Regions from separate parts of the Mus musculus genome. Here regions 1 and 2 are each linked to region 3. Evidence: chromatin loops called from intact Hi-C (ENCODE). Cell type or tissue: heart. All regions are shown on one strand. Links, peaks and the distances in the headings refer to the core of each region. The heading gives the core; the rest is flanking DNA.

Region 1 (7,929 bases), core at 1,913-6,912, 65 kb before region 3:
ACTAGTTATTTGTGAGTGCAAGACCTGTTAGAGAATAGGAAGCTAAGATACACATGTTTGTTCACCAGGATTGTCTAGAAATTTAGCTCCAAACCTCAACATCCTGTTGCCCATTAAAAAGTGGAACTCTCCAGCTGGTGGGAAAATTAGCATCAGGCAAACAAGCTTCCTATTTAGCTATCTAATGCAACATGGTCAATCCTGAAATCATATGCACACAATCAACAGAAATGGAATAAGCAAATTGTATTAATATATTTGACTGTAGCTGTCCAGTGGATTATTGTCATGCAGGACTCACCTGAATAGAGGGCTGGAAATGAAAGGGTGTGTGTGTGTGTGTGTGTGTGTGTGTGTGTGCGCGCGCGCGCGCGCAAGAGAAACATGAAGCCAAGACAAGGTTCTGATCAAGGCTCAAAGTTTCATATTCAGCACCGTGTATACAAAAGGGAAAACCACAAAACCCATCCCCAGAACAGTGATGTAGGGTAACAAAAGCATAGCAGCCAATTTGATAAGTTTCCATATCTTGTCAGCCCATAAATTCCAGTACATCAAAGCTCATAGCTGCAGCCAAAGCAGATGTTTCTGTTCAGGCCAGTAGAGCCTGTTGTACAGAGTCTGTAAATCCTGCTTATTGTGGCAAATATTCAAGGTCTGCTTATCCAAGTTCTGTTCCGCCTGTCTGGTGGATGCTCAAGACCTGCTTGCTTGTCCATCACAGGCTGGGGAAGAGGGTGTCACATATGAGCATATTTATTCACACATACTTAACAAGGAAGAAATTGGCTGAGAAGAATTTAGGAAGGGATGGAGAGAGAACTGGAAGGGGGGGGAAGTGATGTAATATAGTTTAATTTAAATGCATAAAATAAATTTTAAATTAAAAGGTAGCCAGAGATATACATTAGCAGTTAAGATCAATAGGTGTTGTTACAGAGAACACAGGTTCCCCTCCCAGAAACCACATGGTAGCTAACCACTTGTTGTAACTCTAGTCCCAGGATTCTCCTGCTTTCTTCTGTTGGCACTGAACACAGACACATACAGACAAACACACACACATATAAAATATAAGTAAACCTTAAAAAAAAATAGGATTCTATATAGTGATGTCACAGCCCTGAGATGTGCAGAAAGTAAGGAGCACTTAAAATGAACTCCTGGTCTTGCACGGAAGCAGCTGTGGTACTCCTCTGAGCCAGCCTGCTCAGTGGCAAAACAGATTTACTGTGAAGATAGAATAGTTCAGCAAAGCTGCTCCTCTAAGAACAGTATTCATAGTGCTGATAAAGGACTTTTCCTTTATGTTTTCTGAATTTTCATTTTTTTTTTGTTCTTTGTATATGCGAGAATTGAGGCATTGATATCTCTGTCTGTTAGATCACATATCATAATCGATAGGTAGCATTGGCTCCTGAGCAATCCACTGTCACAGTGTCGCTTACTTGTGTTTAGCTAAGACCTTATGGCATAGGATGAACATTCCAGAGGCGTTTCTGTCCATCATTTTCATAATTCACATCCTTCTGCATGACTTCGAGCTAAGAATGTTCTCAAATATCTCTGCTATTACACTCTGACCACATTCAGAAAAGGATTTAACTTAACATGCTTACGACTAGGCAAACATATCATATCCAGACTTCCTAAGTAAATGGCAACATTTCCTTTGTTGAATAAAATCACTGCTTTGGAATGACTCTCATGCTTTCCTGGACTACCATGGGAAGGAGGCAGAGTGGAAATTATCTCAGTTCCTCTGTCTTGGCTGTTGTGATGGCTATTATTCTTAGTCTACATGACTACATCTGGAGTTAACTAAAACCCAAAGAGTTGGGTACTGAGGGGATTTGGGGAAAACCCTTCTTTAATCTGATTCTTTTGAGGTGACACGATCCAGTTTTAACCTAGGCCAAAGCTTCTGGTGGCAGCCTACATATATGAAGAACATTGAAGATGTTAGTTCTTTCTCTTTCGCTTTCCCTACCTCTGGATAGCAAGTTCATTTTTTAATGGCATTAGAGCCTGCTTCTTGAGGATTATGTTACCTATTGAAGACCACTGACACATTCAGCCACATGGACTGAACCACTAGTGTATTCTTCAACTTTCTGTGGGTATACAAATACTTCTACATATGTAGACTCAATCTATCGATTTTGTTCATCTGGACATCCTAGACTAAGACAGCTGTGGGGTTTTGTTTTTGTTTTTGTTTTTCACCTTCCCACTGAGGAAGATATGCTCACTCACAGTAGTGCTCCACAGTGTTTGTCATCTGTTTCCTGTTTTTCTTCAAGTTTTGTCTTATTCCCCACAGGTTAAAGTAGCTGAACCTAGCATGAAGCTACAAAACCAAAATCTTGTTCCCTAAAATCTCTCATTAATGCTTAATATTCTGAGCACCCTTCCAATTGTGGGACAGACTGATAACTCCACTGTGAGTTGAGTAATAGGCTAAGCAAGCTATACACCTTGATTCCAGGAGGAAAAAAAGGGCTGTGTCTATTGAGTGCTGTGAGGGGAGCCCAGGCAAGCTCTGAAGTCACAGTGGAGGTGAGAGCAGGGTCAAGGCCCATAAAGAGGAGGAGCAGGCAGCTGAGCAGCAAGGAGATGGAGTGGTAGGGCCTCCCTAGGGCTGGTTGTGGTAGCTATTGAAAGACAAGAAAAAGTGCCACTGTTCCACACCAACCACAATAGAATCTGTGTGACAAGTTCCACAGACAGAAGTAAAAACTTCAAAAAAAGGAGCCCTCCTAGAACAGGTTGTGGAACTCTTGGCCAGAACAAATATTGAGCCGTAGTTCTCATGGCAATTTATCTGTTTTGTCTTTTTTTATTCTTTTTCTTATTTACGAGATGTTCCTGACAGCCTAAGTTATGATCTTAAGCGAGAATAACAGGTAAGAAACCATTCCTTAAGATGGGGGTCACTAGCCATGACCTTATATCTCCAGGAAAACCAGTGTTTCACTTTATAAATCACTTACAAGATAGTATTGATAAATAAAAACTTTCCTAACAATAAAACTATAGGGCTGCATGAGTGTCAATGTGAGACCCGACTTAGAGAGTTTCTCCCTAGAAGGTAAAGCCCCTGGACGTTCCCCAAGCTTGTTTTCCCTGATCTCTAAAAATACAGCCAGAAAGAAGCTCTTTGTTCTCTATAGCCAGCCAAAAGCCTTTTTGTTTCTGTGCCTTACAGCCAGAGATGCGATAATTGTAGGAAGACCTACAAGGACATGGAGATAGACACCAGAGAGGAGGCTAAAGAGTTGTAGCCAACTCTCCTCCCAACTCTTCCCAACTCTTCCCAACTCCTCCCAACTCTTCCTATCTCCTCCCAACTCCTCTCAACTCTCCTCCAAACTCCTCCCAATTCCTCAGCTAGCTGTTAAAAGCCCCCTACTGTCACTGCTCGGGGTCTTACATCATCGGAAGTAGGCTTTGGTAAATTGTTTAAGGAAGCCTTTAAATAAAAAGAATTAAAATAGTTTAAATTTATGCTTTGAAGATTTACAAAAAATCAGGTACTAAATGTTAAACAATAACTGACCTTAAAAATGTATTAATTTCTTCTTGGAAATTTGCCACTAGCCTTAGATGATTTTTATTGTGCCAAATAACAATGATGTTACTGAAAGGAAATAAAACTGTAATTCATGTAATGTATGTTAAATAGCCCAAAGAGTTGTTTGTGAGCTTTGAAACCTGGGGCTGAGAACACAGCAGAACAGACCAGGACATGCCCGGGCAAGCCCATCGCCTCCCTAGCTCCCACCCCTCTGACCTAAGTTAAATGTTACAGGCTGCTGATGTTTAAATGGACCAATCATGTGAAACCGCGCCAATTCCTCCCCCAGCCCCACTCCTTTTCTATAAAAACCCCTAGCTTCCAAGCCTCGTGGTCGAATCCACTGTCTCCTGTTGTGTGAGATACGTTTCGACCCGGAGCTCCGCCATTAAAAAACCTCTTGTTGTTACATCAAGGTGTTGTGTTCTATTCGCGATTCTTGGGTGCACGCCGAATCGGGAGCTGAGTGGGGGTTTCCCCACTGAGTTCTTTCATTACCTGTTCTATCCGTGATTGCGTCAATGAACACACTTTTTGAGAAGTTGTAATTCTTGGATGATTCTGTATTTTATTGTGCCAAATGACTATGATGATATATGTTCTATCTGACTGCTTCACTGAACACATCTGCTCAGAGTTGTAATATTTGTTTCTTTATGCATAAAAACCCTTGCATGAGGACTGCAAAATATATTCAGATTCAAACTGCCTCTGTGTTTGTTTTGTCACCGCCAAATCCTTACCCACCTAGCCTTCGAGGATCCTCTTCCCAGGAACCCTCATACCCGACTGGGGTGGTCCGTGGCAGGGCCTCCCTAAGGGCTGGCTGTGGTAGCTATTGGAGGACAAGAAAAAGTGCTATTGAAATGCGAATCTCTGCATATCTGGGAAAGGTCGGTCCTCGGCGTGGAAGCCTGGCCCAGGAACCACTATGCTCTGTCTCTTTAACACACTCTAACCCAAAGGGATGTGTTCCTGTCACTCAAGACTCATTGGCCAATCAGGTTCTCCAGGAAGGCCTCTCAGTCAGAAGAGGCGGGTTCTTCCGGGTGCCATACTGCAAGTCCAGCTCCGCCGCTGAGAAGCTCGAACGGTTCCGTGTGACGTGCTCTGTGTACTGCTGTTTGGTGCGGCTAGGAGAGCTCAGGCAAGCTCTGCAGTCACGGCATGGTGAGAGCAGGGTCACTTCCCCACGGCAAGGGGAAGAGCAGCCGGAGTGAGAGTGGTGGGTCCTCCCCAGAGGCTGGGTGGGAAGGCACAAGGACTTTGGAAATGCGGATCTTTGTATATCTGGAAATGGTCTGGCCCTGGACACTTCAGCACGCTCCAACCCTAACGGAGGTACTCAAGATGTTCAAGACTTGTTGGTCAATCAGGGCCTGCAGGCACACCTGCCAGTCAGAAGAGGAGGAGGGTCTCCCCCCCCCCCCCAGCTCCCCCGGGGTGCCCTGCTGCAGGTTCCGTTCTGTAGCTGAGCAGGTTTGACTGATCTGGTGTGCTGTGCTCTGTGTGCTGCTGCTGGATGCTGTGAGGGGAAATCAGACAAGATCCAAAATCTTGATATTGTGAGCGCAAGGTCATAGTCTGCAAAGGGGAGAAGCAGGCGACTGAGCAGCTGGGAGCTGGAGTGGTAGGTCCTTCCTGGGGCTGAGTGGGAAGCGGCAGCCTGTTGCACCCCCTCTGGTCTCTAGTCACTCCCTGGACCTCGTGGTGGCCTCAGAATTACTTCACTTTGGAGGCTGGATCAGTGCATTTGAAGCAGGGTCTTCTGTGTAGAAACATCCTTGGCAGGAAGACAAACTTGGATAGCCCTAGTTTCTCTAGTGTCTTCTACAAGTTCTTAGCATTTAACATTTAGGTGTAAGATCCATTTGGAGTTAATCTTGTGGAGGTTGTACAAGGTATCTCAAGTGCTGTGTAGCAGCACTCCAATATCTAGCTGTAATGTAGAAGATGATGTGAAGTAGTTACCAGTGCTTAGAAAGAGTAAGTGATATCAAATAATTTTTTTTTCTTTGCTTTTTCGAGACAGGGTTTCTCTGTGTAGCTCTGGCTGTCCTGGAACTCACTTTGTAGACCAGGCTGGCCTCGAACTCAGAAATCTGCCTGCCTCTACCTCCTAAGTGCTGGTATTAAAGGCGTGAGCCACCACCGCCCGGCTATCAAGCTAAGACTTCCTACAGAGAAGTAGTATGCTAACCAGACCTGTTAGAGATTAAGATGCTAGGATACACATGTTTGTTGACTAGGATTGTCCTGAAATATGGTTCCAAACCATAACAAAGGACACTCCCCTGATTTACAACCAGCCACTAGGTCTAAAAACAGGCCTCTATCAAGCTGCTCTCAGGGGGCATTACAGGGTCATAACCAACTGGTTAAGAGCACTGACTGCTCTTCCAGAGGTCCTGAGTTCAAATCCCAGCAACCACATGGTGACTCACAACCATCTGTAATGGGATCTGATGCCCTCTTCTGGTATGCATGAAGACAGCTACAGTGTACTCATATAAATAACAAATAAGTAAATCTTTAAAAAAGAAAGAAAGAAATACTGTATTAAAAAAAAAGACCTGATGTACTCTACAGGTATATTTTCTTCTTGTTCTGCCATATGGGCAAGAGTACGCTAGGTGATAACTCTTTGAAAGGAAAGGGCTTGGTTGTGTTGAGGGCTGTCCTGATAAAGCAAGGCTTTCCATGAAGCCCTCATGTATGGAGAATGACATAGCTTTTTCTCAGGCCCAGGAACATGCATTCAGAGCTAGTAACAGTCTGAGGCCTAGGACTTGGCAGCTTTCCTTAAGGCCCTGATTTATTGAGAATAAAATAGAGCTCCTTCTCTGTAATGGTTTGACTGTGCTTAGCCCAGGGAGTGGCACTTTTAGAAGGTGGTGTCCTCCTGGAGTAGGTGTGGCCTTGTTGGAGTAGGTGTATCACTGGGTTTGGGGGTTAAGACCCCCATCCTAGCGGCCTGGAAGCCAGTATTCTGCTAGCAAGCTTCAGATGAAGATGTAGAACTCGCAGCTCCTCCTGCACCATGCCTGACTGGATGCTGCTATGCTCCTGCCTTGATAATGGACTGAACCTCTGAGTCTGTAAGCCAGCCTCAATTAAGTGTTGTTCTTACAGGAATTGCCTTGGTCATGGTGTCTGTTCACAGCAATAAAACCCTAAGTAAGACACTCTCTAAAGCCATGACTATATTTGGGAGAGCTGGTAGTGGTCTAGAGCCAGGGCCTTTCAGGAGAGGTTGCTTCAGCTCTTCCCACCACAGTGGGCTGTGGCTCTCAGTCCCATGGCTACTGTGGGTTTGGTCAATATTGTTCTTGAAAGACCTTGTGTTCCCCTGTCCAGCCCTGTTTATTAAACTCCTCCTAAGTTTGTCCTTTGTATGATATTTTCTGCTGACTTCAAAGAAGTCTCCCATTTCCCCTGGAAGTAGTATAGAAAATACTGTTCTTACTAAGAAGCTTACTTGGTATAAAACAGCTTGTGTAAGGCCTCCTCACCCCAGCTTTTATATTTTCTATCTTCTACTTTTCTTATCTTTTTTATCTGGAACCTTCTACTTGGCACCCTGTCACTTAGTTTTGAGGACCTGTCACTGTAGTTTGAGGACACTGGTGTACTTAAGGGATAATTCTGGGAATATTTTTACTGTGTATATCTCCTGTCTGTCTAAGTGGCTAGACTTGGCAGTCTCCAGTTCATATTTAAATTGTTCAAAACATAACCTGGGGCCTGAACCTAAAGAGGCGTAAGGGTGATAGCGTATGTAGAATACAGAATCTGTTCTAGGATGGCTCCTCTTTTACTCTTAGCCAGAGCTGAATGCATGCAATTTTGAAAGGGATTTTCATTATCCTTTAATTGTGTATGGGATGATTTTTCCCTGGGAAGAGGTTCTAGGACAGGTGCATCTTCAGTCTTTTGTAAACGAGAAATGTTTCTGAGTCAAGCTATGTTGACTCAGGTCACCTTGATCCTAGTCAGTTGATCCGCAGGGCAATGACCTTGCTTGATTCAGTTTCCTAAATTCTAAGGATAAATGGCTATGTTACAACAGAGTTTTAAAAAATCACTCATTTGAGTCATGACCATTGCACTAACAGGAAAAGGGTTTGCATGTGGAGCATGGCTTTTGTCTTCAGACCAGAATAGGAGGAACAGTTTGCTGTACACTGCAGGGGAAGCAGGGGAGGCAGTAACTAGATCGCAGACTGCTGCGGAAGGGAGTCAGTGCACCATTCTGAAGAAGAACCTTAGTTAGGCAGGGTGAGTGGTTTTGTAATTTCCTATCATGTGTTAATTCATGCATGTGAATGAAAGCAGATCAGATTGGTGGTTGT
Region 2 (7,929 bases), core at 1,913-6,912, 100 kb after region 3:
ATTTCCATCGCTGATGTTAAAGCAGTCTTCAGATCTCCAACTCCTTTTTCATCTTTGTTGATTTGCAACAAACTTCTGTTTCCTTTTCCCACTCCCTCTTAGAAGCTTTCCTCAGCAGATATTCCACAGCTTTGACATCTTTAATATTAAATCTCCAAGGCACTTTCAACTTCACAGCTTCTTGTTCTACATATGATCTTCTGAGCTCTTCCAAAGGGCTGGCATCACTTTTCCAGTTCTGCCCTCTGTAGCACTCTAAGCTCAGGTTGATCTACTGCTGTTGCTGTTCTTGGTGATCAACCCCATAGTACTGGCATCTCTAATACACTGGGGTCTGGCTGGGCAGTGGTGGCACACACCTTTAATCCCAGCACTTGGGAGGCAGAGGCAGGTGGATTTCTGAGTTTAAGGCCAGTTTGGTCTACAGAGTGAGATCTAGGACAGCCAGGGCTACATAGAGAAATCCTGTTTTGAAAAAAAAAACAAAAACAAAAACAATCCCACCCCCACCCCCACCCCCAAAAACCAAAACCACTGGGGTTTTCTTCTGCAACTAGGCTTCACCAAAAGCCTCTCATAGGCTCTCTTCATGGTGCCAAGCCTCAACTCCTTTACATGATCCTTCAGTCGTGGACCAACTGAGGCTGCACCTTCACCAATGGCCTTCCACTGCCTCTCACAGTGCCAAGCCTCAGCTGTTCTTCATAACCCCTCATGCCTTCAAAACCAGTACCACCTGGATGACTTTAACACATTACTAAAGAGTGCTGTAGCATGAGGAATAACCTTGGCTATCTCTGGAACACAGCTTAAGAAAACTTCTCAGAAGATTGATTTTTAGGGTTCACTGCTAGGAACAGACACCATAACCAAGGCAAGTCTTATAAAGACAACACTGTGGCTGGTTTACATGTTCAGAAATTCAGTCTATCATCATCAAGGCAGGAACATGGAAGTATCCAGGCAGGCATGGTGCAGGAGGAACTAAGAGTTCTATATCTTAATCTGAAGGCTGTTAACAGAATACTGACTTCCAGGAAGCTAGGGATGAGAGTCTTAAAGCCCACATCCACAGTGACACACCTACATACAAGGCCATACCTTCTAATAGTGCCACTCCCTGGCCTGAGCATATACAAACCATCACATCCAAATTCTATGCTCTAATGTAGCAGTTTCATTGTTTTTTTAAAAAAATAGTAACAGAATAAAATCAGTCATAAATCAAGGCGTTCTTCAAATATATTGGTGGAAATATAAAAGGCTAGTTATAGCCAAGTAGATGACTCTCAGCTATAAACCTCAGATGCTGATAGCGTTCTTAGCCCTTTGATTGGTAGAAACTAGGTTTATTAAGTTGATGCACTCCATATGCTTTTTAGCTGTATTTGTCTTTTAAATTGAAATTAAATTAAATTAAAAAATTTGCCAAGAAACAAAGTAGAAAAAGAAAGTCATCTACGGAAGACATTCATGTTTTATTTACATATTAAGAAATAATTACCATAAGAAAGCTAAGATTTCCATTACCTCACATATTTTCTTTAAATGGTGAAAATACATGATCTACTCTACTCTTCTTGCTTTTCATTAAGTCTACTTTGACAAACAGTTTCCCCATTCTTTGGGAAACCATGAAGTAAACTCTGTTTCTCTAAGTTCAGTGTTTTATTGTGACTGTTGTTTTGGTTTGGTTTTATGGAGACAGAGTTTCATGTAGCCCAGGCTGGTCTCCAACTTATTAGGTAGCCAAGCATGGCCCTTTATTCCCATTGCTCCTGCTCCTACCACTCAAGTGCTGGAATCACAGAGATGCACTATCACTCCTGACTTGTAAATGCCACTTTTAAGATTTCTCATACAATAGCATACAAGTTTAGTTCCTTACAGACAGACACTTTAAAGCTGACTCTTCATATTATAACGCTTTCACATTGGAAATACTGGCTGTTTTCTAAGGCATCTGTACATATGAAACTTTTGGCTGTTCACAAAGTACGCTTGTTGAAGAATTAAGTCACACCTATGATTTCTCACATCAACCTAACTCTGTCCATTACACATTATAACTGAATGTGTTAATATAAACTAGCTTTAAAAATCATCAAGGCCAGACACGGTGGTTCATGCCTTGAGCCTCCAGTACAGGTGGAACTCTGAGTTGGAGGCTGGCTTGGTCTACATAGTGAGTTTCAGGTCAGCCAGGACTATGTAGAGGCCCTGCCTCAAAGTAAAAAAGGAACTGGGGATGGTAGAGCTCTTTCCTAGCATATGTAAGGTCACAGTTTGGCAAATAAAATTCCCATGATTAGGTACAATGAAGCTGAGGGTTAGAAAAGCTGGGTTAGGGCTGGGGCTCTATGAGGCGACAAGGCGGCAGACCTTCTGCACTGGCTAATCAAGAGTGAAAAACCTGAAGAGATGCAGGCAGGAAAACGGAATTAGACTAGACTTGCTATACAGTCAGAGAGAGACCACCTGGACTTCTGCTGTGAGCTTTGAAAATCCCACGGCCACATTCAAGGCAGTATTAGCACCCATGTTTCTTGGTTGTCCCTTGGTCAGGCCTGAGGAGCGATGCGACAGGCATGATGGAAGTCGAGTCCTCTTACTCGGACTTCATCTCCTGCGACCGGACAGGCCATCGGAATGCAGTCCCTGACATCCAGGGAGACTCGGAGGCCGTGAGCATGCGGAAGCTCGCTGGAGACATGGGCGAGCTCGCACTTGAGGGAGAAGCACAGGCAGAGGGAAGTACCCCAGACAAGGAAGCCAGCAGCCAGCCTGAGAGCAGTGATGCGAACACCTCGTCCTGAGTCTGCCTGTGGTCCCAAGGCTGGAAGAGACCTGCTGTACCTCCCGGACTGGAGCCCTGGCCAGCCAGGCCGACTGAGAGCCTCATGGAATCCTCTGTGGCCCCCACTCCAGCCAAGTCCTCCACCCACACCGCAGGCTCCACTCTTCCCCACCTCCCCACGGTGCTCAGGTACACTCTGAAGACAACCAGCACCACGAGATATTATTTATTCAGCTAGGCGGGGCTTGAGCCAGGCCCTGCCCCTAGGTGAGCAGCTGCCACCTGGACAGGGACTGTCCTGTCACCACTCACCCTCCAGCCAGCCTGTCTGTCAGGAAGATCTTCCTAGCCCTTTTTTAAAGCTTCTTTTACATTTTTAAAAAAACATAACTTTTTCAGAGAGAGAGAGAGAGAGAGAGAGAGAGAGAGAGAGAGAGAGAGAGAGAGAGAGAGAGAGAGAGAGAAGCTGACAATCACTTTTCTTCTGCTTTGGTTTTGGGTTTTGGTTTTGTTTTGAAAGCGGGTTTAAGCTCAGTTCTGATGATCTATGCAGCTCTAAGTTTCCTCATGGCGCCTCACAGATCCAGTTTGGGGAAAGGATTTGGATTCAAAACTAACTGACCAATTCTTTGCCCTTTTTACCAAAAGACTGATACTTAGGCCCAGGAAATAAATGCTGGTGGTTTGTGTTGGAAAAAAAGAAAAAAGAAAAGAAAAGAAAAGCTGGGTCAATTCTATTTCTGGATTCTATCCAAACTCAGCTCTGCTGTCATCTGTCCCCAGTGCATAGGATGAGAGTTCAAGGTTGTTTTTAAAAAGGAGAAGCGTAGCACATGATCCCTTAGATGTAGGTTAAAAACAAATCAATCAATCAATCAATCAATCAATCAAACAAACAAAAACTTGGCTCATGAAATAAATGAATACAAAGCCCCCTGAGTCCCTTCCGTCTGGGGAATGTCCACCCAGATCCAACCCCTTCTCTTCTCCGGAAGCTGAGTCAGGAGGATAGAGAGCCTAAATTGGCCACAGTATCTCCCGACTCCGAAGTCGTGAGAGCGGGGCCAGACCCAGCACAGAACTCCCCACCCAGGTAATCGCGTCCTTAGGGTGGCCAGGCCCGGCCGGCAACCACGAAAACAGCTCTCCGACTCGGGTTGAGGTGCTCACCTTCCTTCCAGGACGCCGGTTCCTTCTCCGCCGCCAAGTCAGGTCTCGGTGGAACCATAGCTATAGGTTCCAGAACTCCACCAGCCCGCAAATCATCAGCCATTTCAAATTTACGCGGGCGGCTGTCACAAACCAGAACGCGATGACGACATCTCTAGCGTCAGTACTCGACTAGAGGAGCATCTTCAGCTTTCAGTAACTGCTCTGATAGTCCTTCAGCGCCACCTGTGGGATTGGCGGACTGTTCTCGATCAAGTTCTTCCCAGTAACAAAAGGAAGTTGAATGTTGATGTAATTTGGAATGCTTTCTCAAAAATCAGCAAGGCAAACTTGGATGTTGAGCATAGTAGAAAAGATAATGAAAGTGAAATGATTAAGATATGCCATCTTGATTGACTCTATGTTTGCTTAAAGAGTTTTTAGGTCAGTTGACCTTGGCAACACCTTTAAGATTTCCAGAGCCTTGGCCATGGTCAGAGGTATTAAACGAAATAATTAGCAAGTTATGTCTAAAATAACTACTATTTTCTGCTAATAATAAATGCTTCAAGATTACTCTAACACCCACTTTACTTTGGTTTACCTTTAAAACTATATATCCTTGAGCTTTGTCAACAAGTAAGTTTTTAGGGGCTCAAGTTTGATCTCCAATAAAAAGGACGTAAAAGTTTTAATTGGCTTAATCAGTGTGGTTGTCAATTACAGTAGATCATTACAAACAACACAAAAGCAAACAAACAAACAAACAAACAAACAAAAACATGTATGTGTTTTAGCCACTGCTAGTGAATGCTATTACGTGTGTGTGTGTGTGTGTGTGTGTGTGTGTGTGTGTGTGTGTAAATCCCTTCATGACTCAGGAGCTGGCTACAGATGAAGCAATATTAGAATGTTGGTATAAGCAGCTCTGTCACTGTCACCATCAGGAACCAGACACTGGGTAGTTTCAAGTAATGTTAAATTATATTTAGATAGGCTGTGGTGGCATATGCCTTTAATTCTACTACTCTAGAGTCAGAAGCAGAGACAGAGACAGGAGGTAGGTCTCTAGGAGTTCCAGGCCAGATTGGTCTACAAATCAAATTCCAGTTCAGTAAGGGTGATATGGTAAAACGTCTCAAAAAGTTATATTTAGTATGCTATTTGATTAACTTTTAATAAATTAAACTGTAACTAACGTTAATAGCTATTATTTACTATACAAAATACTGCCAGCAAGTTTTACCTACAATATCTTATTTAAATTTCAAAAATCATTCTATGGAGCTGGAAAAATGTTTCAACTGATGGGATATTTGCTAGACAAGCATGAGGACGTGTTTGGTCCCCAGACCCACATAAAAAACTAGATATGATAGTAACCATTTGTAATCCCAGTGCTGGAAGAGGGATGGTTTGGAGACAGGACCACCCTGGATCTTATTGGTCAGCAAGTCTATCCAAATTGGCAAAGTTCAGGTTCAGTGAGAGAACTTATCTCAAAAAATAAGGTGGGGAGCCATAGAAAAAGACACCAGACCTAATCATCTGTTATCTACACTTATGTCCACACACTCACATGAACATGCATGTATCACAAAACATATGTAAATTAATACATAAATATTTTATCAGTCTTCAGGAATTAGTCTTGCTATCCCCCAGTAATCTGCTCCTTGCTATGTACTGAAAAAGCATGTTTTCTTAAAAAATATTCCAATGAGATAAGACGTAGCAGTACGGTCTACTCATTTCACAATGAGGTACAGACCTCATGAAAAAGTTGAATAACTTCTCCAAGCTAATTCAATAGCTTTTCCATGTCCTCTTGCTCTGGTGGCTGGCTGTTAGTCATCAAGATGTCGGTGTTTGAGGTGACTAATTGAGGCCTGAGGTGAACCAGATTCTAGAGAGTTATGTTTTTTTCCCCCCTAGTCTCCCAGCCCCTTCCCAGTGGCTCCCATGAGACAAAGTTTCTTTTGTATCACCTCGTTTTGCTCTGTAGATTGCCATCTTTACCAGCTTGCCACAGGTATCTCAGTAGCACCTTAACTTAATTCTTTCTCATCCTCGATGTCACTTCTTGAGGTATGTTGTATGAAAAAAAGTCTATTTTCAGTAACAGAAAAAAAAAAAAAGAATTTCCAGAATCAAACTTTTAGTCTTTTGTAGACTAGTCTAGTCCAATGTTCTGGGAAGTTGTGCTACTCCAGGTAGAGCTCAGCTTGGGAGAGTGGAAGCATCAGTATCATTCCGTTGCTTCATCAGCCCTGGGGATGGTGGGAGACTTTTGAAGCCTCCAAACCTCAAATATATGAACCTATGGGGCTCATCTGTATTCACACTACCACACTCGACTCCCTGGCCTCCATAGGCTTATAGCAATATTATATTGTGAAAGGCATCTAGTTCAGCTTCAAAATCCCTACAGTTTATCACAGTCTCAATTCTGTTTAAAAGTCCAACATACAAATTATAAAATACAAACTGTTAATATTTAACAAACAGAATGATTATTTTAAGATATATTTCATTGTTATGTCTCTCTTTTACTTCTGATTTTATTAATTTGGATATTGATTCTATCTTGTTGATTTTTTTCAAAGAACCAGCTCCTGGTTTTGTTGATTGTTTGTATAGTTCTTTTTGTTTATATTTGGTTGATTTCATCCCTATGTTTGATTATTACCTGCCATCTAACACTCTTGGATGTATTTTATTCTTTTTCTTCTAGAGCTTTCAGGTATGCTGTCAAGCTGCTAGTGTAAGCTCTCTTCAGTATCTTTTTGGAGGCACTTAGAGCTATGAGTTTTCCTCTTGCCACTGCTTTCATTGTGTCGCATAGGTGGTATGATGTGTCTTCATTTTCATTAAATTCTAAAAAGTCTTTAATTTCTTTCTTTATTTCTTCCTTGACCAAGTTATCATTGAGAAGAACATTAGCCAGCTTCGATTTGTATGTGAGCATTCGATTTGTTTTTGTTGGTATTTAAGACCAGCCTTAGTCCATGGTGATCTGATAGGGTGCATGGGATTATTTCAGTCTTCTTGTATCTGTTGAGGCCTGTGTTGTGACTGATTATATGGACAGTTTTGGAGAACGTACCATGAGGTGCTGAGAAGAAGATATATTCTTTTGCTTTAGGATGAAATATTTTATAAATACCTGTTAGACCCATTTGGTTCATACCTTCTGTGAATTTCATTGTATCTCTGTTTAGTTTCTGTTTCCATGATCTATCCATTGCTAAGAGTGGGGTGTTGAAGTTTCTCACTATTACTGTGTGAGGTGTGATGTGTGCTTTGAGTTTAAGTAAAGTTTCTTTTATGATTGTGGATGCTTTTGCACTTGAACCATAGATGTTCAGAATTGGGAGTCCATCTTGGTAGATTTTTCCTTTGACCAGTATGAAGTGACCTTCCTTGTCTTTTTTTTTTATAACTTTTGGTTGAAAGTTGATTTTATTTGATATTAGAATGGCCACTCCAGCTTGCTTCTTGCGACCATTTGGGAAAAATTATTTTCCAACCTTTTACTCTAAGGTAGCGTCTGTCTTTGTCCCTGAGGTGCATTTCCTGTATGCAGCAAAATGCTGGGTCCTGTTTACATATCCAGTCTGTTAGTCTATGTCTTTTGGGGGGAATTGAGTCCATTGATGTTAAGAGATATTAAGGAAAAGTGATTGTTACTTCCTGTTATTTTTGTTGTTAGAGGTGGAAATATGTTTGTGTGGCTATCTTCTTATGGGTTTGTTGAAAGATTATTTTCTTGCTTTTTCTAGGGTGTAGCTTCCCTCTTTGTGCTGGTGTTTTCCATCTATTATCCTCTGTAGGGCTGGATTTATGGAAATATATTATGTAAATTTGGTTTTTGTCATGGAATGTCTTATTTTCTCCATCTATGGTAATTGAGAGTTTTGCTGGGTATAGTAGCCTGTGCTGGTATTTGTGTTCTCGTGGGGTCTGTATGACATCTGCCCTGG
Region 3 (7,929 bases), core at 1,810-6,809:
ACAGAATAAAGGAATAAATCTTTAATAATAATAAAAGTAAAATAAAAATGCAAAACCCTTGCCCAAAAAAGGGAGAATTCTTGTCTTCCCTTCCTAAGAAGGTAGGTGAAATTTATTTGAGATAGCAATAGGCTCTATGGCTATTTGAAGAAGATAGTATGTTACCTAGATGCTTTATTAGCAACTAACCTAAAGTGCAGATCATAGTATTCCCTTTAGTCTGAGAGGACAGTCATGCAAAATACATGTAAATGAGCAAGTTTGCATATCCTATCTTCCAGCTACAGTGCTGATCACATTGTTATAGACTGCTGAAAATGTGCTTCAAATACTCACTCACCCAGAAACAATTTTTCTTTTAAAATTAAAGACTGTGAAAACTTTTTAAAAAAGACTTATTTATTATTATATCTAAGTACACTGTAGCTGTCCTCAGATGCACCAGAAGAGGGCATCAGATCTCATTATGGATGGTTGTGAGCCACCATGTGGCCGCTGGGATTTGAACTCAGGACCTTAGAAAGAACAGTCAGTGTTCTCAACCACTGAGCCATCTCTCAAGGCCGTGAAAACTTTTTTAATCTAATTTTTATTTTAAATATTTTATTTTTAAAATGTATTTATATATGTATATTATGTAACCATTAAATTAAATTATTTACAAAGTTCTTACAAATTTTTTCTAATAAAATAAGCATCACACATGAACATTTGACTAAAGGAAATTTACTGTACATATTATAGCACCTTTCTTAGAGTTAGTCTTTCATCATCATCTCAATGCTCTCTTCCACTTGTGTTCTACTTAAGGTGTCCTGGACACAAGGTAACACTAGAAAATAGACTTCTCTAGGAATGCTGCACATTATTCGATAAGTTCAACAGAAAAAAAAAAAAAACCATACTTTAACAAAGAGGAAACAAAACAGTGACAATGAATCATTCAGTACGGTGGAAGAAAAATAGAAATAGAGATCCTGGTGAAAACAAGAGATTGCGATTCTCACACCTACTACCCACCAACAGTCCCTTCTACCACATGCACAATCTGTGAACTCCCCTATGCCTACGTCTTAACATGTCACTGATACATGGTTGTTGGCCTATGTCTTATGTTGAAATTCTGCATCAGTTATGAGGAACAGATTTCTTTAAAATAGCATCCTCATGAGGAACAGAAACGACCAGGCCCCACACCACTCCCACCATCAATAATGGGCCTGTTCTCCACTGGCAGCCACCACTGCCCTTCCTCCTTTCTGCCTGTGCCTGCGTGACATCAGAAGAATCAAATGCCTAAGTCTTTTCTCAGAAGATGAGATTTAAAGGATGTGGCTGAAAGAATGAGAGAAAAGGTTCACTAGGCAAGCATCTACGTAAGGATACTAACCCTTAGGGAGGTGCTCGACTCACTGGCCAATCAGAGCCTTTCGGCAGACCTGCCAGTCAGAAGGGAAGACTGGTCCGTCTCCGTCCCCCCCACCCCCACCCCCGGTGCCTTGGCGCTGGTTTCGATTAGTAGCAGACTTGAATGGTCCCAGGTGCTCTGCTCTGTGTCCTGTGGCTGGATGCTGTGGAGGGTTCTCAGGCAAGCTCCTAAATTGCGACATGGTGAGCACAGGGTCACTGCCAACAATGGGGAGAAGGGTCTGAGCATTGCGAGCTGCTGTGTTGGGCCTTTCCCGGGACTGAGTGGGAATCGGCGGCCACATGTGAGGTCCCCTGAGGTCCTAGCCACTTGCTGGACCCAGCCTTAACTTATGAATAACTTCACTGTGGGAGCTGCAACTGTGCAGAGCATTTGGCTTGTGTGTAGAAAATTCTTGGCATGATCCCAAACTCGGAGAGTCCTAGTTTCTACAAGTTCTGATCTTAGCATTTCACATGAAGGTGGACAATCCATTTGGAGTTAATTTTGTGGAGGTTGTAAAAGGCATGTCATGTGCTGGGTAGCAATCCAATGTCAAGCTGTGATTTAAAAGAGTAGAACTTATGTTGTAATGGATTTACGAAAGCTTAGGGGATAGAAAGGCACAGCAAGTAGAATTTAGCTGAGGGTGCACTGCCTGTAAAACATCCCACAAATAAGTAATGTGCTAACCAGTGCAGTTTGAGTTTAGGATGCTAGCATACACATGCTTGTTCAACAGGATTGCCCAGAAATATGGCTCCAAACCATAACAAAGGAATCAAACTTAATTTACAACCAGCCACTAGGCCCACCTCCTTATCAAAGAGCAGGCCTCTATCCATCTGCTCAATGGGGCATTATAGAATCACAATCAACAAGGCCTGGTGTGCCATAAAGGTTCAGTTTTCTTCTTGAGAAAGGCATAGTTCTGCCACATGGGTAAGATGACAACCATGCCAAAAAGGGAAAAAAGAAAAGGAAAGAAATCTCTGTTGTATTGCATACTGGCCTGGTCAAGCTACACTTTCCCTGAGGTCCCCATGTCTGGAGCATGACCTAGCTCCTTCTGAAACCCAGGAACACGCTTGGCGAAGCCAGTCACAGCCTCGGGCTTACTCAGCTGGCTCCTTGGATGCTTACCTAGAGGTCTGGGTGTAGAGATAAAACAGAGCTCGTTTCCTAAAACCAGGAATGTGCTTGGGAGTGCTGGTAATGGTGTGGGGCCAGGGCCTTTGGAGGGGGAGGGGTTGAATCAGATTCTGAGAGCACAACTCTTCCTACCATATGGGGCTGTGGTTATCAGTCCCAAGGCCACGAGAGGCTCGGCCAGAAATGTTTTTCATTTACACTGAGTTCCTCTTGTGCAGCACAGTTTGATTAGACTTCTCCTGAGTGTGCCACATTGTATGATGCTTCTGCTGACTTCGTAGTTTCTTCATCTTTCTCCTGACTTCAGAGATGTCTCCCATCTAATTCCTTTTTCCTCATGTAAATCTTAAACAAGATGGTATTCTTAAGAAGCTTCCTTAGCACAAAAGCATATGCTTATCGTACAAAAACATGATAGGTGGCTGATGTGTCTGTACCTACTAACAGGTCAGAAAGGGTTTCACAGAGAAATTTTTATCTCGAACAACAAAATCCAAAATAATAAAATTAAAAATATAAACCCACCATGCTTGCAAAGTAGCTTAACATTGAACAGCAGATGTGTCTGCTGTATGTTATGTGATTTAGGGACAGAGACCAAATGTTGAATGTATGGGTGGCATGAGAATTCGCGTGGTAGCGGAACCGCAGCCTGGACTTCCGGTCCTCTAGCCCGCCGGCGCAGCAGTGCATGCGCAGATTCCCCGTCCTCGAATATTCCTCCGTTCCGCGGTTTCTCCGCCTCGACACGCCCCCCCTGCCGTTCAATGACCGGGGATTGGAAACCCGTGCCGTCAGTCACTGGCCAGCGGGCGGGGCTTCCTACCATCTCATGTCAGTGCAGTTGCTGTCATGGCCTTGCCTCAGCTCCTTTATTCACGGGAATCCCCCTGCCTCACTCTCACACCCGCTGTCATCCCCCGCCCCGTGCCTCAGCTGCAGACAGTGATTCCGTTTCCCGCTCCCGCTTCGCTCCTCAGCCGCCGCCGCAGAGGGGCTCCCGCCGCCCACTGGAAGCCTCTCCGTGCCGTCAGTCACGGTGCCATTCGGTACGACCGGAAACAGCGAGCAGGACGGGGCACGCATGAGGCGAAGCTTCCTGACTGGACTGCATCTCCCATCAACCCCTGCGGCCGCAGCAGACCGATCGGACTTCCTGTCCGGGCCGGAGGCACATCCTGTCTGGCGCAGAAAGTTATGGTTCAATAATTCTAGTGCATGCTGGGAGTTGTAGTTACTTCCCTCCTCGCGCGGGATCTCCTGTTTGCCACAGGAAGTGAGGTGGCGGTAGCCCCTAGGCATGCTAGGAGTCGTAATTCTGTCCCAGTCCCGGGTTTGGGTCCTCTGAGCCCCGCGAGGTTTTTCTCTGATTGGCGAGCACAGCTCAGTGGGCGGAGACGGTGATTGACAGGCGGAGGGGGCGGCTACATCACTGCGTTTGTTTATATATTGAGAAAAGAAAAATAAAGCGCAAGCCCCTGCCTCAGTCAAGGCCAAGCGGGCGGGGCTTCCTGCTGCGTACCGGAAGTCTCTCTCCTGTTGTCTCAGGTCCGTGCAGTCACGGTCATCCCCCTGCCTCAGTTCCTTCCTTACTCACAGGAATCCCCCTGCCTCACTCTTACACCTGCTGTAAATTCCGCCTCAGCTGAAGACAGACAGTGAATTCGGTTCCTGAGCCCGCTTCCGCGTTCTGACTCCTGTGACGTCAGAGCCGGCATCATCGAGGTGTGCGCGCACTGCCACGCCCACTGACGTAGACTTTGACGCCGAGGCCGGGGTTTCCCCGTCCCAACGGTAACTGCCGCGACCCATGCGCCCCGGTCGCTCGGTGACCCCAATGTCAGTCAGACGCCTCCGTTCCCACAGCCGCCGTGACGTGGTAGGTCACAGCCGCTGCCGACACGTCTTTATGTCACACCCACTACACCTAGATCACGCCCACACGGCTTTAATGCTGTTCCCACTACACTCAAGCCACACCCATTACACTCAGGCCAAGCCTACACAGCTTCATGCCCTGCCCAATACTCTCAGGCCACTACTACAGGACTTTAGGCCCCGCCCACAACACTCAGGCTATGCCCACAGGGCTTTATGCCTCTTCCACACATCCTTAGGCAACTCACACACATCTTTAGGACACTCACATCTTTTGGACACTTCCACTATACTCAGGCCCCTCCCACACAACGTTAGGCCCTCCCAGTACACTCAGCCCCCTCCCACACATCTTTAGGCCCTCCCACTACACTCAGGCCCCTACCACACTTTTTTAGGCCACTCCTACACATCTTTAGGACCCTCTCACTACACTCAGGCCCCTCCCACACGTCTTTATGACACTCCCACACATCTTTAGGACCCGCCCACTATACTCAGGCCCCTCCCACACATTTTAGGACACTCCCACACATCTTTAGGACCTTCCCACTACATTCAGGCCCCTCCCACACATCCTTAGGATCCTCCCACTACACTCAGGCTCCTCTCACACATCTTTAGGACACTTACATAGTCAGAACACGCCCCCAAATTTACATATACATTTACATAGACAGTTAGAACACGCCCCCAAATTTACAGAGACAGAACACACCTCAAATTAGGCCCGCCCAGACACTTTTAGGCCACTCCATAACATCTTTGGGCCCGCCCAGACATCTTTAGGCCACTCCCACACATCTTTAGGCCTGCCCACACATTGGTAGGCCCGCCCACATAGACATTTACATAGACACTGAGAACATGCCCACAAATTTACAGAGATATTTATGTAGACATTTACATAGTTACTCAGAACACAACCACAAATACACATAGACATTTACATAGACAGCGAGGACACATCCACAAATTTACATAGACATTTACATAGTCACTGAGAAGGACTGGCTGACTTCTGAATCTTTTTTTTGTTTCTTCATGTTAGGTTTGAGGAGGACACCCTACCCACGTGGCTATCCTCAGTTGCGAGTCACTGTGGGAATTATCCCAGTTGTCTTTTGGTCTTTTCATATATGTAAATGTATTTATAAATGCACATACAAATGATATGTAATTGTATATGCAATGTGCACGCAAGTGTACATGTAAATGCATATGTGAATAAGCAAATATGCAAATGATATTCATGCCCATGCTTTCAAATGCCACGCCCACCCTCATTTAGGCCATGCCCATGCAGCTTCAGAACATGCCCACCCTCCTTTAGGCCAAGCACACTACTCTGAGACCACGCCCATCCTCCTTCAGGGCACACCCACTACTCTCAGACCATGCCCATACTCCTTTAGGACACTTCCACTACAGAAAACACCCACAGATCTTCAGTCTACTCCCACTATTCAACAACAATGCCCTCAATTGGTCAGGACACACCCATACTTCCTAATGCCACACCAATCCTATCCAGACCACGCCCACCCATAATTCTTTAGGCCAGTTTCACCACACTCAGGCCACACCCTCTGCACCCAGCCATGCCCATTCCTTCTAATGCCATGCCCACCAGAATTAGGCACCGCCCACACATCTAAATCTCATTTGAATATTTGCAAATTTATTCATATGTGCATTTACATACACATATCAGTTGCATATACAATTACATATCATTTACATATACATTTATACATACATTTACATATATATAAAAAGGCCAAAAGGAAAAGAAAAAGAAGGAAAAAAAAGAAAAAGAATAAAAATAAGAAAAGAAGGGACAACTGGGATTGGAATTCAACTGTCCTCTGTCACGGGATCTGCGTACAGTGCCCTCCTCACACCTAAAATAAATTTAAAAAAAAAAAAAAAGAAGGAAGGAAGGATGGAAGCAGGGAAGGAAGGAAGGAAGCCAGTCAGTGCAGAAGAGTTTGGGCTTCCTTCCTCCCTCCCTCCCTCCCTCCCTCCCTCCCAGCAGGGATAGAAACCACAGCAAACCAGCTAGAGAGAGAGAGTGAGTGAGTGAGTGACCAGAGCAAGAGAGAGCTGGGAAAAAATAATTTTTAAAAAAGGCCCTCCCTTAACCCTAACCCTAAGCCCTAAACCCTAAACCCAACCCTATTCCCTAACCCCTAACCCTAACCACTAACCCTGACCTAACCTTAGCCCTAACCCTAACCCTAACCCCAACCCTAACCCCTATCCTATCTCTTCATGAGGCATTTGGGAGAAAGAGAACAAAAGAGAGAGCAAGAGAATAGCGCGCGCGTCTGTGTGTGTGTGTGTGTGTGTGTGAGAGAGAGAGAGAGAGAGAGAGAGAGAGAGAGAGAGAGCGAGGGGGGGCAGGGGGAGGGAGGGAGGGGAGGAGAGGGAGAGAGAGAAAGGAGAGACAGAGACAGATAGAAAGAGAACCATTGACATAGCAGTGGTCTTTTAAAAAGATGTCTTACTCTTGCGCGCGTTCGACTGGCCAGGAAGAACGACCGCTGCAACAGGATCCTTCTGCACACGTTTATTGGGAGAGCTTGATTGTAGAGGCGAAAAGACTTCGAGCCCAGAACTGGTGCTGCTTTTATAGGCCTAGGAGGGGCGTGTCTCACACCCGGATTGGTTATGCACTAAGCCTCATTTGCATGTTCCTCATCTGATTGGCTACTCTCTCTCAGTACCTTATAGAACCTCATTATCATACCTCATTTGCATGTCTCACATCTGATTGGTTATACTCTCAGTACCTTACAGAACCTCATTATCATACCTGGGCCAGGCAGTGTCTTTGCAAAAAACTTTACTGCATATGTACACATTGCTTGTTTGTCCAATCTTATGCGTGGTGGCCAGCAGTAGTCAGTGCCACTCAGCAACGGCACATGTGGCTTCCCACATCTCCCCCTGTTTGTTTTAATAAAATGAGGCTGGACTAGGCCTGTGCAATTATGCCCATCCGCCGTGGCTCCTGTTTTAGGTCGTTCCTCTAATATCACAGCCTTACCTGTCATAGGGTAACCCTATCGCCACCGGGCCCCATGTCTTAGGTTGGACTGTGCACGAGGAAAGTTGCCCGTCTCTGGATACCGCAGTGCTGTGTGACAATAACTGCTAAATGACCTAGGGCGAACTCTGCAAAAGAGGCCAGCCAAAAAATGAATTAGTGGTGAAATCATGATCACCCTATTGATGAGCAAGGGCTGATCAATGATCGTTGAGTCTCTCTCATCCCATCTCATGCTGACTAATTCTTGAGCATAGATAACCAAATTTCAGGGGAGGAGCCATTTTCAATAGCTAAAAGTGCCTGAGTTATAATCACCTTGTCATGTTTTTGTTGGGTTCTGAATTTGCATACCAACCAGAGCATGAACACCAGTCCACAGCATATGGCAGCACCAAACAAAATCACTCCCACCCATTCCTTAAAGTAAGAAAAAGCA

Evidence for each region. Peaks named below come from ENCODE experiments on the same cell type or tissue, not always from the same donor. Only the 100,000 strongest peaks of a DNase experiment are listed, where the experiment ranks them.
Region 1: a loop joins it to region 3, with 5 times the contacts of the local background. A loop is called at or near these places in 21 of 42 quality-filtered maps.
Region 2: it touches region 3 in a loop (7-fold over the local background); 14 of 42 quality-filtered maps call a loop at or near these places.

What each region holds. Positions count from the first base shown.
Region 1 is chr8:4,608,532-4,616,460 of GRCm38, forward strand. Zfp958 (zinc finger protein 958) reads left to right here and starts at 4,639. Exons shown (of 4, transcript NM_145591.5): 1 at 4,639-4,747. The coding sequence starts at 4,745. In heart, for the core only: no CTCF peak of the experiment used is centred there; a DNase peak (open chromatin) is centred at 4,590; H3K4me3 peaks cover 1,913 bases; H3K27ac peaks cover 1,448 bases.
Region 2 is chr8:4,775,454-4,783,382 of GRCm38, forward strand. Shcbp1 (Shc SH2-domain binding protein 1) reads right to left here and starts at 4,114. Exons shown (of 13, transcript NM_011369.3): 1 at 3,968-4,114. The coding sequence starts at 4,070. It also overlaps the pseudogene Gm6334. In heart, for the core only: a CTCF peak has its summit at 4,188; a DNase peak (open chromatin) is centred at 4,128; H3K4me3 peaks cover 1,840 bases; H3K27ac peaks cover 556 bases.
Region 3 is chr8:4,674,128-4,682,056 of GRCm38, forward strand. It overlaps Gm6410 (a long non-coding RNA gene), which reads left to right and starts at 713. Exons shown (of 2, transcript XR_378684.4): 1 at 713-4,439. In heart, for the core only: no CTCF peak of the experiment used is centred there; DNase peaks (open chromatin) are centred at 2,574, 3,354, 3,834 and 4,414; H3K4me3 peaks cover 2,360 bases; H3K27ac peaks cover 2,146 bases.